2 separate regions of the Homo sapiens genome follow, and region 1 is linked to region 2. Evidence: read pairs that join two places in POLR2A ChIA-PET (ENCODE). Cell type or tissue: MCF 10A. All regions are shown on one strand.

Region 1 (5,000 bases), 840 kb before region 2:
GTTTGGGGAAAAGTGGTGGGAGGGAGGGACAGATATGGAGAGATAATGAAGCTGCACTCCCCTCATGGTTTTCCTTACCTCTTTTGCCAAATAAGCTGTGCCTTTATTTGTTTTATATATTTGTATTTCGGGTAAATTTTATTTTCAAAAGGATTCTACTGCTTAATTTTGTTTTTCGAAAGAAACACTGTAAGCAATGTGCTGGGTGCTAGAGAGTACAAGATGAATATAGCTCTTTTCTTGTAAATGCACAGATGACAGTGACAAGGAAAAGAAGAGAAAAATCACTGACCACATTTCAGAGTGTATTCTTAAGCAGATAATTTGTACAGTCCTTAAAATGAATGTGCTGCTGTCTGGAAGCCAGCATATCCAACAGTGCACATGTCATGACATGTCAAAGCAACCTCAGCATCCTTTGTAACAGAGCTGCTAGGTTAGTGGATAGGGTGGGGCTGGATCACTTACCAGCTATTTGACCTGGAACAGTCACTTGAGTGCTGTGGGCGTCAGTGTCCTCAGCTGTAAAACGTCAAAAGTAAAACAACCCCATAAAGTTACTTAAATAAAACTTTTTTTAAACACAAAATGCCTAGTATACCTGTAAGCCTCAAACATGCATATACACTGTATCTATTTACTTTATAGAAAGTATTTGATGACATCAGCAGGGCATTTCACAAACCAACTTCGTAATAGCCTTACAACGAAGATGGGTAGGTAGATTTGTAATTAGCTAACCATCTTTCCCGGACTGATAGGTACTCAGGAATTGCTTTTATCCTAAAGACAGATCCCATATTGTAATGGAAAAAACATAGCTCTGGATTCAGAGAAACTTTATTTAAAGACCAAGCTCTGTCATTTACCAGACCATTGAGCCAGTTACTCAGTTGTTTAAGTCTCACTTAGTATTGTTTATTTCCTCAGTTATAAACTAGGTGATCACAAGGGGTTTTGTGAGAATTAAATTATGGGAAACAGTAAGTGTGAGGTACTAATCAAGGTGCTTCACATATGGTAGATGCTCAAGAAACTTTCCTTCTTTCAGTCTGGTGGGGTGCCATAAACAAAAACCTGAAGCAAATGTCCTAGAATTTTGAATGACACAGAACAAAAGATGATTGAAAGAATAATGAGTGATAAGCATGACATTTCAAAACCAAAATGTTTATTTTGACAGACCAAGGTAGTGGCTGAAATGTATAAAATGGTATTTGACAGAATAATGTTAATTTTTACATTCAAAAAGGGAATATATATATAACATTTATTGATATTATATATATTTATTTATATGTGTAAAACAAAACTTCTAAACATACTTGAAGAGTCTTGAGGTACTTAACCTGGAGAATTCTGTGGGGAGGCAGAATAGCTGTATTCACATTATAGAATCATAGAACCTTGGAGTTTGAAAGATTGTTATGTGCCAGTGTGAGTATAAATGTGTGGTCTTGTTCCCAAGTAAAGAATCCTAACATGAACATGAGAAGCGTGGGGTAAGCATATCATTTCACTATAAGGCTATCTTTTTAACAATTAGATACATTTCACAGTAAAGTAGTGTGTGTGTGTGTGTGTGTGAGAGAGAGATAGACATGATTTGAATAAATATGTTGGATATTACTGATCAAGTTGTAGAGATTCTTGTGTCAGAGGTGGCTAAGGTACAAAGGTCCATGGGATTTAGAGGTGGGGGAGATGTCACATTTCACCTGATTTGGCAACTCCTGAATAAAACTTTGGAAAATGTCTTGAACTCCCCTGTTGCAAATATTCTTTGCACCCTTTCACAGAAAGAAGACTAAATGGGCCGGGCACGGTGGCTCAAGCCTGTAATCCCAGCACTGTGGGAGGCCAAGGCGGGCGGATCACGAGGTCAGGAGATCGAGACCATCCTGGCTAACATGGTGAAACCCCATCTGTACTAAAAATACAAAAAATTAGCCAGCGTGGTGGCAGGTGCCTGTAGTCCCAGCTACTGGGGAGGCTGAGGCAGGAGAATGGCATCAACCCGGGAGGCGGAGCTTGCAGTGAGCTGAGATTGTGCCACTGCAGTCCAGCCTGGGCGACAGAGCAGGACTCCATCTCAAAAAAAAAAAAAAAAAAAAAAAAAAAAGAAAGAAAGACTAAATGAAAGTGAATTAGCAATCAGTATGTGAAATATTGTAGCCAAGTCTTTTCAAGGAATTCCTGAATAGATGAGACATTAAGCAAGTTAATTTCTAAGTTCATGTCTAATTAATTCTCTGATAGCCTACCTGTATAAGTAAGTCAACACGATGTGCATATAGAAATCAGTAAGATTAATACTGGATGTCTCCAAGTATAAATTCAGAATATATTGATAACATTGGATATTATCCTGTTTCTAAAATGTGTATTTTAGAGGAGGAGGAATTTCAGGAACTTCCTGTATAAGGAAGAAAATTTAAGTTCCAATGGTTATTTTAGCCCCAATTCAATTCAATTATTAGTTGAATAACAGCCAAAGTGATTTGGTGATGTATATGACTTACAAGAATCAAGAATAAATCATTTTTCTATGCTTATTCTAGTGTTACTTAATTTACTGTGAACAGGGCTGTATTTAATCTTTCTTATTTGAGTGGCATACACAAGCAAGAAAACTTGGTGAGTCATTTGAATAATCTGGCTGGTGTAACTGTGAATATTCTTGGGAATGATGGAAAGGTTAAATGCTTTGAAACACGTGTATTCTGAGGGGAGCACTGAGCTGCTGCTCTCTAGTTTCACTGAGAGCAGAACTTGGGCCAGAAGTACTAGCTGTGTTTTATAGAGCTTAATACACTCCCATTTCAAGGTGATTGCCAGTTATTATGTGATCATGAGAAGATAGACTTTAATTTCAGGGAGCATTAGCGTCATCAGCAACAAGCCTTTTTGCATGTGGTGTACCAGGTGCTGCATAAAATATGTTAAACTCGCATTCCACTTGCTCTCTACACACGACGTTAAGAGTGAGACAGACTATTTTAGATATAAGCAACTCTGAAGGGTAAAGTGACTAATAACAGCAGCTGAGTCACGGCTTACACTTGTATACCATGTTCTAGTTTACAAAGCTCTTAAGAGAGCAGAACATTCCTACCTGTAGGTGATAGATTCTGTGAGGCAGAAATGTTTCTGGTACCAGTTTCCTTGAAGGGAATTGAGTCTATTTTTATTGAAGAATCATAAGATGCAGCTTAAAAGATGTGGTCACAGAAGTGTACCCCAACCAGAGAGGAAATTCCAACTGGAAATAAGGAGCTAGACCATTTTGGTGAGTTTTGATGTGGAAAGGGCTTGAGGAAGATCAAGGTACAGGATACATGGAAGATTTAATGAAGCATACAATGTGGAAAGAAGGAGACGTACACAATTACGGCTTGAAATGCAGTCTGCCAAGTTTATTCAGGTGTCCAGTGCGTTATCAGTAGTGGAAAAAACAACCCACATTTCCTTGCTTGAATACTTGTTTTTCCCTCATACCCTAGTCCTTTCGTTACTCTGGACAGAGAGTACATGACTCTCCTTTTTGATTATAAGACTTTGCATCTTTTATCCCTGTTGTTTTCCAACTCTCTTCCTACTTAGATCTAGAATAACATTCTGTCTTCTATTTACTACATTTGCATCTTTAAGAAAAACAGTACTTACTGGTTTTTGAAAAGTACCATACTCTTCAAAAAGTGTTGTGAATAATATCACTTGTATTAGACTACTGAGTCATTTATTTTATATGATACATTGTGGTGAGATACTGTCTTTGTTTTATGTCTCCATTGCTTACTTTACTGCTGTCCCAGACAGATGTATAGGGGAAGCTTTTAAATTAAATATAGAATTATAAATGCAGATGCATATGTCATGTATATGCATGCCTATTGTCAGTTGACTTATGTATATTCAGCCATTTGATTGTTAGGTGCTTATATATGGAGATTCTGTCTTTGATGCCTTTTTAACACTCTACAGCATCAACATCACTCCTTTCTTGATTTTCAGTAAATATTATTAGGGAGCAAGCAATGTGTAAAACACTGGAAAGGGAAATCAGTGCGGAGCTGTAGCACCATCACTAAGCTTGGCTTAGCACTCAGCTTAAGTCAGTTTTTTTTTTTTTTTCTAAGAGAAATAGGTTGTAATTTCTCCTCATCATCTATCTTGTTTATGTTAAGTGCCGTTTACCTTAGGGAATAATTTCTCTAAAGTGAGAAAGTCAGAGTTACATTTTGACTCCTTACTTTTTTTTTTTTTTGAGACAGAGTCTTGCTCTGTTGCCCAGGCTGGAGTGCAGTGGTGCGATCTCGGCTCACTGCAACGTCCGCCTCCCAGGTTCAAGCGATTCTCCTGCCTCAGCCTCCCGAGTAGCTGGGACTACAGGTGCATGCCGCCACATCTGGCTAATTTTTTGTATTTTAGTAGAGATGGGGTTTCACCGTGTTGCCCAGGCTGGTCTCGAATTTCTGAGCTTAGACAATCTGCCCGCCTCGGCCTCCCAAAATGCTAGGATTACAGGCATGAGCCACTGCACCCGGCCTTGACTCCTTACTGTTAAAGGAACTTTAAAAAACAGTTGGCAAATGTATGGTTAGATTGAACCTGGATAGAATCAGCGTCCTTCTATGTACTTTACTCACATTGTTGAGCTATGTTAGCACATTAACAAATGAGGTTTATCTCTTCGAAAGGTGACATGGAAGTATTGGGTGTGGCTTATGTAATTACTGTCTAAACTTTTGAAAACCTAGCTTGGACCCTTAACTGAAAATTTTGACGTATTGGTTGTGAGCCTTGCTTACAGAATGCCTCAGAATAAACTTGGAACTTGAAGGTCAGTGTAGAAACTCATTGTCAATTCAGTGTGGAGAAGCTTACATAGCACCTCCGCAGCCAGGTCTGGCTCACATTAGTGCTACTAGAGCCTCAGCCTTGTGAGTGCTGCAGCTTCTTGTCAGAGAGGAAGGAAACTGAAGTGCAGAGAGACAGAG
Region 2 (5,000 bases):
CAGACGTGACATATGCCACTTTCAGGTAAGAGCTTTAAAGGCAAACATGTTGCTTGTCACACCCTTCCAGAAAGAGACTATTCCATCAACCTGGATCTCAGACTGAAGACAGTATGGAACTGAACAACAGAAATTTGTTCTCAAAGCATAGTTTAGCCTATTTTGGCTGATACAGGGGCCATACATGGAACTATGATAAACCAAAACTCCAATGATACTTGGTCCTTTGTATTGTCCTGTTAGTATTTTCTTCATTAACTTATTTTTATTTATCTTTTATTTATTTAGAAACATGAGTGAATCCTGAGCAAAGTTTATGAAAAAAAGCATAAGAATTTTGTCCATACAATGGAAACCCTATGCAAAATAATTTAAGGAGAACTCTATCTCTCTGTCTCTAAATCAGATTGGAGTCATTAAAATAGAAAATTATCTCAGAAATGTTTCATTTTTAATAAGTAAACTTAAATATGCTAAGTGAACAAAATAAGAAACATATCATAGATACATATCATTTCCAAATTGTATCTTTTGTAAAAGCAATCTACCTTCATACAATGGCAACTACCAACCACCTTTAGTCTGCCCTGTTTTGGGGCCCAGCAAAGTAGTATTCACCAATAGAAAGTAAGCACTCTACATAATCCAAGTCTTAGTTACTTGCTTAGAGCTTGTACTTGAAATATATTTCAGCTACCTTCTCCTATCACTGAAATTTTCACCATAGTTTGATTTGTATTATATTGAAAAAATTAATTTTGCTTGACTTTAGAAGATAAATTGACAGTATTATCAAAAGGGCATTTTATATGAAGTGAGAAAATTTATTTAAAGTAACTGTGGAACAAAGGACTTAGTGGGAAACAATGGGAAATAGTTGACTGTTATTCAGTTTCCTAACCATAAATTAGATATTTTTGAAAACTGACTCTTCCAAGTTTCTGGAGCTCTACTCAGTACTATGAAAAAGTAATAACTGAACACACAGTTTCGAAAATAACTCTGAAAAAAAATCACTTAACACCTAGAGTTTGATGTAACTGAATAATTTTACCCCCTGTTTTTCATCAGTTTCTATTCCTGAAGTTAACCTAAAATAGATTTAGAAATAATATATTTTATTGAAACTTTAAATTTTAATTTAATTGAAGGAATTCAAATAAATTTTCAGTCCAAGACAGAACAGACTTAGCGTTATGAAGCTTTAACATGAATACACTATGCTTATCTTGGGTTTATTTATGTCAGAAAAATTCAGAAAGAAATAAGTTAAACCTTTTTGTTTATATATTTTGGGAAGGAAAAAAACTAAAAGTTAACAAAGGCAAGTCTAAGAATTGCATGTTCACCTTACCCAGATAAGTATCATTGGCCTGGAATATCCTACGAAAACTCTCCAAAATAATAATAACACTTTCTATGTGTAGTTTTTAAATTTAAGAAATTATTGGAATACTTAATTCCAAATGCAAACAGACTTCATATTTTTTCTAAACTGATGATTTTTAACGTGCAAGGTCATTTTCAACTTTTAGAAACAAATAGCAAAATACCATTTGCAATAAAAATATGTCAAATACAATTTTCTCAGGTAATTTTTGAGCTTTTCCATCAGCAACACAGAAATCAAATTTCTTTTCTTTCCCCCAGAAGCTCTTGAAGCGCCAAAACTTTTAGACTATGTTTAGATTTTCCAACTGTAGCTCTATCTGCTCCTATGTCTTACAGCTCAATTTTGGGGTTAGAACTTCTACAGTTGTTGGCCTAATAATGATCTGTGACAACCCTGGATTCTGTTGGGTCGTTCTATTAAAAAAAAAAAAAAATCACAGATATACAATTTTCTCTGATTTTCAGGAGGCCAAGAAAGATCCTATCTTGAAGACTCTGAACACCCTGTTCCATGAGCATTTTCTGACATTTTTTTCCCTTGTAACTTTTCAAGCCAAATTATATTGCCTCCACCTAATGTTGCAAAAACTTTGGGTGAAAGCCCAATGTGATTCTAAGACTCTGGTATGATTCCGTGTAACCTGGCATCCTTCCTAGAAGTTAACTTTGTTAGGCAGCTATTTCTGTAAACAATCTGAGTAACAGAAAAGCTACATGACCAGATGAAATGGCACCACCTGCATGTTCTCTACAAGCCTCTATGGAGCTAGTGCTTGGTAATTAATTATTAGAAGCTGACACCAAGAACTGTGGTCTCATTATCTTTTTTCCAAGGTCCGTTAATACCGGTTGAACTTGACTTTCAAATATGTCACCATTTCTTGTAAAAATCAAACTACTGTATTTGTAGACATATTACTTGTATCAATTAGCTATTGCTCTGTAACAAACCGGCCCAATATTTAGTGGTTTAAAACTGCCACTGTTTGCAGACAATCAGGAATCTGGGCCTCACTCAGATATTCTCATAGGGTGATATGACCACAAGCCCGGGACTGTCATTACTAGATAAGTTAGTAGATTGGACAATAGGAGTATTTCTGAATGTCATTCATATACCAGGGTGGCTATTCATAACTACCAATGCCTGCAGCAGGTCCAGGCTGTCATGTGAGCTCCTTGACTCTTGGGAATATGATTCAGAAAATTTAGTGAGAAAGTGAAATATAATATTACTGTGGAGTGTGTGGTAGGTTATACTAACAGCCTCACAATGAAAGTCTTTAAGGTTCTGGAGGAAGGCCTTACCTTCCACAGCAAAAATATCCTTCCCATTTGAAAAGTAGCTTCTGGCCTATTGCTGGGTCAGAATAGAGAAGGAATATCTAATTATATGACATCAGACAACTCTATGGCTTCAGCTTCTCATGATGACCTGGGTATTTTTGAATTCACTGAATCATAGAGTGGACAACAATCCATGGATTGAAATGCTATATTCAGAATTTGGCCTAAACAGGTCTAGAGGGATTAAGAAAGTTCCATGAACAGATGGCTCAAATTCCCATTTTTCTTGTCACTGTTAACACTGGTGCCTCTCCCTGAGTTCACCCCTAGGGCTTCATGGAGATGCTTGAAGCCAGCTGATGAATGATGAAAAAAAACCTCAAGCCTGATTCATGGATGGGTTAGCTCAGTATGTTGGTGAGCACAAAAAAAAAAAAAAAAAAAAAAAAAAAAAAAAAAAAGACTGCAGCTTCACCGTAGACCCACCCAGTCATCTTATAGGACTGTGGTGAAGAGAAATCCTCCCACAGGACAGAGAGGCAAGCAGCCATCTTGAGAGGAGGGTAGCCTGAGGTTAGAATATAGACTGATTTCCAGGCAATGGAAGGTGACTTTTCCTGCTCTTTAGAGGCCTGGAAGGAGACAGTCTGAAAGATTAGAAACAAGAAGCCTGGGAAATGTTAGAAGATTCATAAGAATGTATCCAGAGCATGCAGATCCTTGTCTACATCTACCAGAGGGTAAGCCAATGTACCAGATGACTGGTCAGTTGAAGTTCTTTAGCCTCTCTTTAGTCACTTACAACATGCACAATAGGCCCATGAGTGGAGTGGCCATGTGGCAGAGATGGAGATGCTGCACACACTCAACATCATGGCTTTTTCTCCCCAAGGCTACCTACCACTGATTACATGATCTTCCAGCAGCAGAGGCAGATACTGACCCCTTCAGGACAAACCAGGTGTTTGACAGCAAACTGACAACATCAGACCCCTTCCATCCTTGGGGGAACAGTGATTCATTCTATGGGTTTGCTTTCTCTGATTATGGTGTCTCTGCCTGCCCTACCATTCCAGATCTTTAAGAATGCTGAATTAGCAATGTGGGGTGATTCATGATCTTGCCTGAAATCAAGGAAATGAGGGAAATGAAACACCAGGCACGTGATCTTAAGATCTGCCGTTCTTACTAAATGTCACATCACTTGGAAGAAATCAACCTGATCTAATAATGAAGTGGCCTCTTAAAGTGTCTGCTTAGGTAGTAGTTTGGAGACAGGATCCTGTTTTTTGGGGGTTCAATATTCCAAGTTGCAGTATATTCACTGAATCAATGCATGGCACACCATTGATACATGATGTTACATGACATGGTGTCTCCAGTAGGTGGAATATGTGGGTCTAAGGACCAAAAGGTAGGAGTAAGAGTAGCCCCCGTAGTAACCTATCTGCAGCATGTATGCTTCTGGGTTTTGCAACTTTGGCTCTGCTGAATTAGATATTCTTATTCTTGGGATACGGGAGAGTTCTGCTTCTAACAGGGATTAGTAAGTATCATGAACTCAAAGCTGTGACCACTGCATGGTAACTATGGATACTCATGATGTGTACAAGAGGGCAACTAAAATAGCTACTATATTCATGGGGATAGCTGACCCTAATTATAATGAGAAAGTAAGGTTGCATATGCACAGCAGCAGGAGGAAGAATGAATCTGGAAGTCAGATGATTCAGTGAGATGTCTTGTGGTACATCTAGGCCTGATGAGAGCAGTGAACTGTCAACTACAGTGAACAGGGCGTGACAAAGTAAAAAAAAAAAAAAAAAAAAAAAATCAAAGGTTCAGACCCCGCATATACAAAGGTCCGATTGACTCCTTCAGACAAACAAAACCGACTAAACTCCTCCTGGCTGAGGATGAGGAAAATCTAGAATGAGTGAAGGTGGTAGATGATAAATATCAAATATGGCCTCATACACAGTTGCAGTGGAGGAGTGGAGCTTTTTTATTTTTATTTTTTAAACAAAAACATTTTTATTAGCTCTTTTGTAGAGATTGAGGCCAGCCATCATTTTGAAGACATGGCAACAGATTAGATTTAACATGAGATAAGTAAATTTGAATATTGCAAGCGGTAAATTGCATCAGATGCTTCCTGTGCCCTGCTTCACATCCTCTTAGCTGTGTGGGTGTCACTACAGCTGCAGCTGGTGCAACAGTTCTGTGTGGACTTCAACTCCTTTGTACTGACTGCATCTTGCCTCAGCACGCGTTACACATCTTTTACTATCTGCTGTGGATATTTCCTGGTTCTACAGGGT

The links. Peaks named below come from ENCODE experiments on the same cell type or tissue, not always from the same donor. Only the 100,000 strongest peaks of a DNase experiment are listed, where the experiment ranks them.
Region 1: POLR2A ChIA-PET joins it to region 2 with 5 read pairs; 1 of 35 experiments calls an interaction of 5 or more read pairs at or near these places.

What each region holds. Positions count from the first base shown.
Region 1 is chr2:144,097,982-144,102,981 of GRCh38, reverse strand. The region is part of intron 6 of QTMAN (queuosine-tRNA mannosyltransferase); the gene reads left to right. Among named protein-coding and RNA genes, the nearest start is that of QTMAN-AS1, 160 kb to the right of the region's middle. In MCF 10A, a CTCF peak has its summit at 3,153; DNase peaks (open chromatin) are centred at 421 and 3,031.
Region 2 is chr2:143,262,048-143,267,047 of GRCh38, reverse strand. The region is part of intron 6 of ARHGAP15 (Rho GTPase activating protein 15); the gene reads right to left. Among named protein-coding and RNA genes, the nearest start is that of ARHGAP15, 140 kb to the right of the region's middle. In MCF 10A, no CTCF peak of the experiment used is centred here; a DNase peak (open chromatin) is centred at 2,007.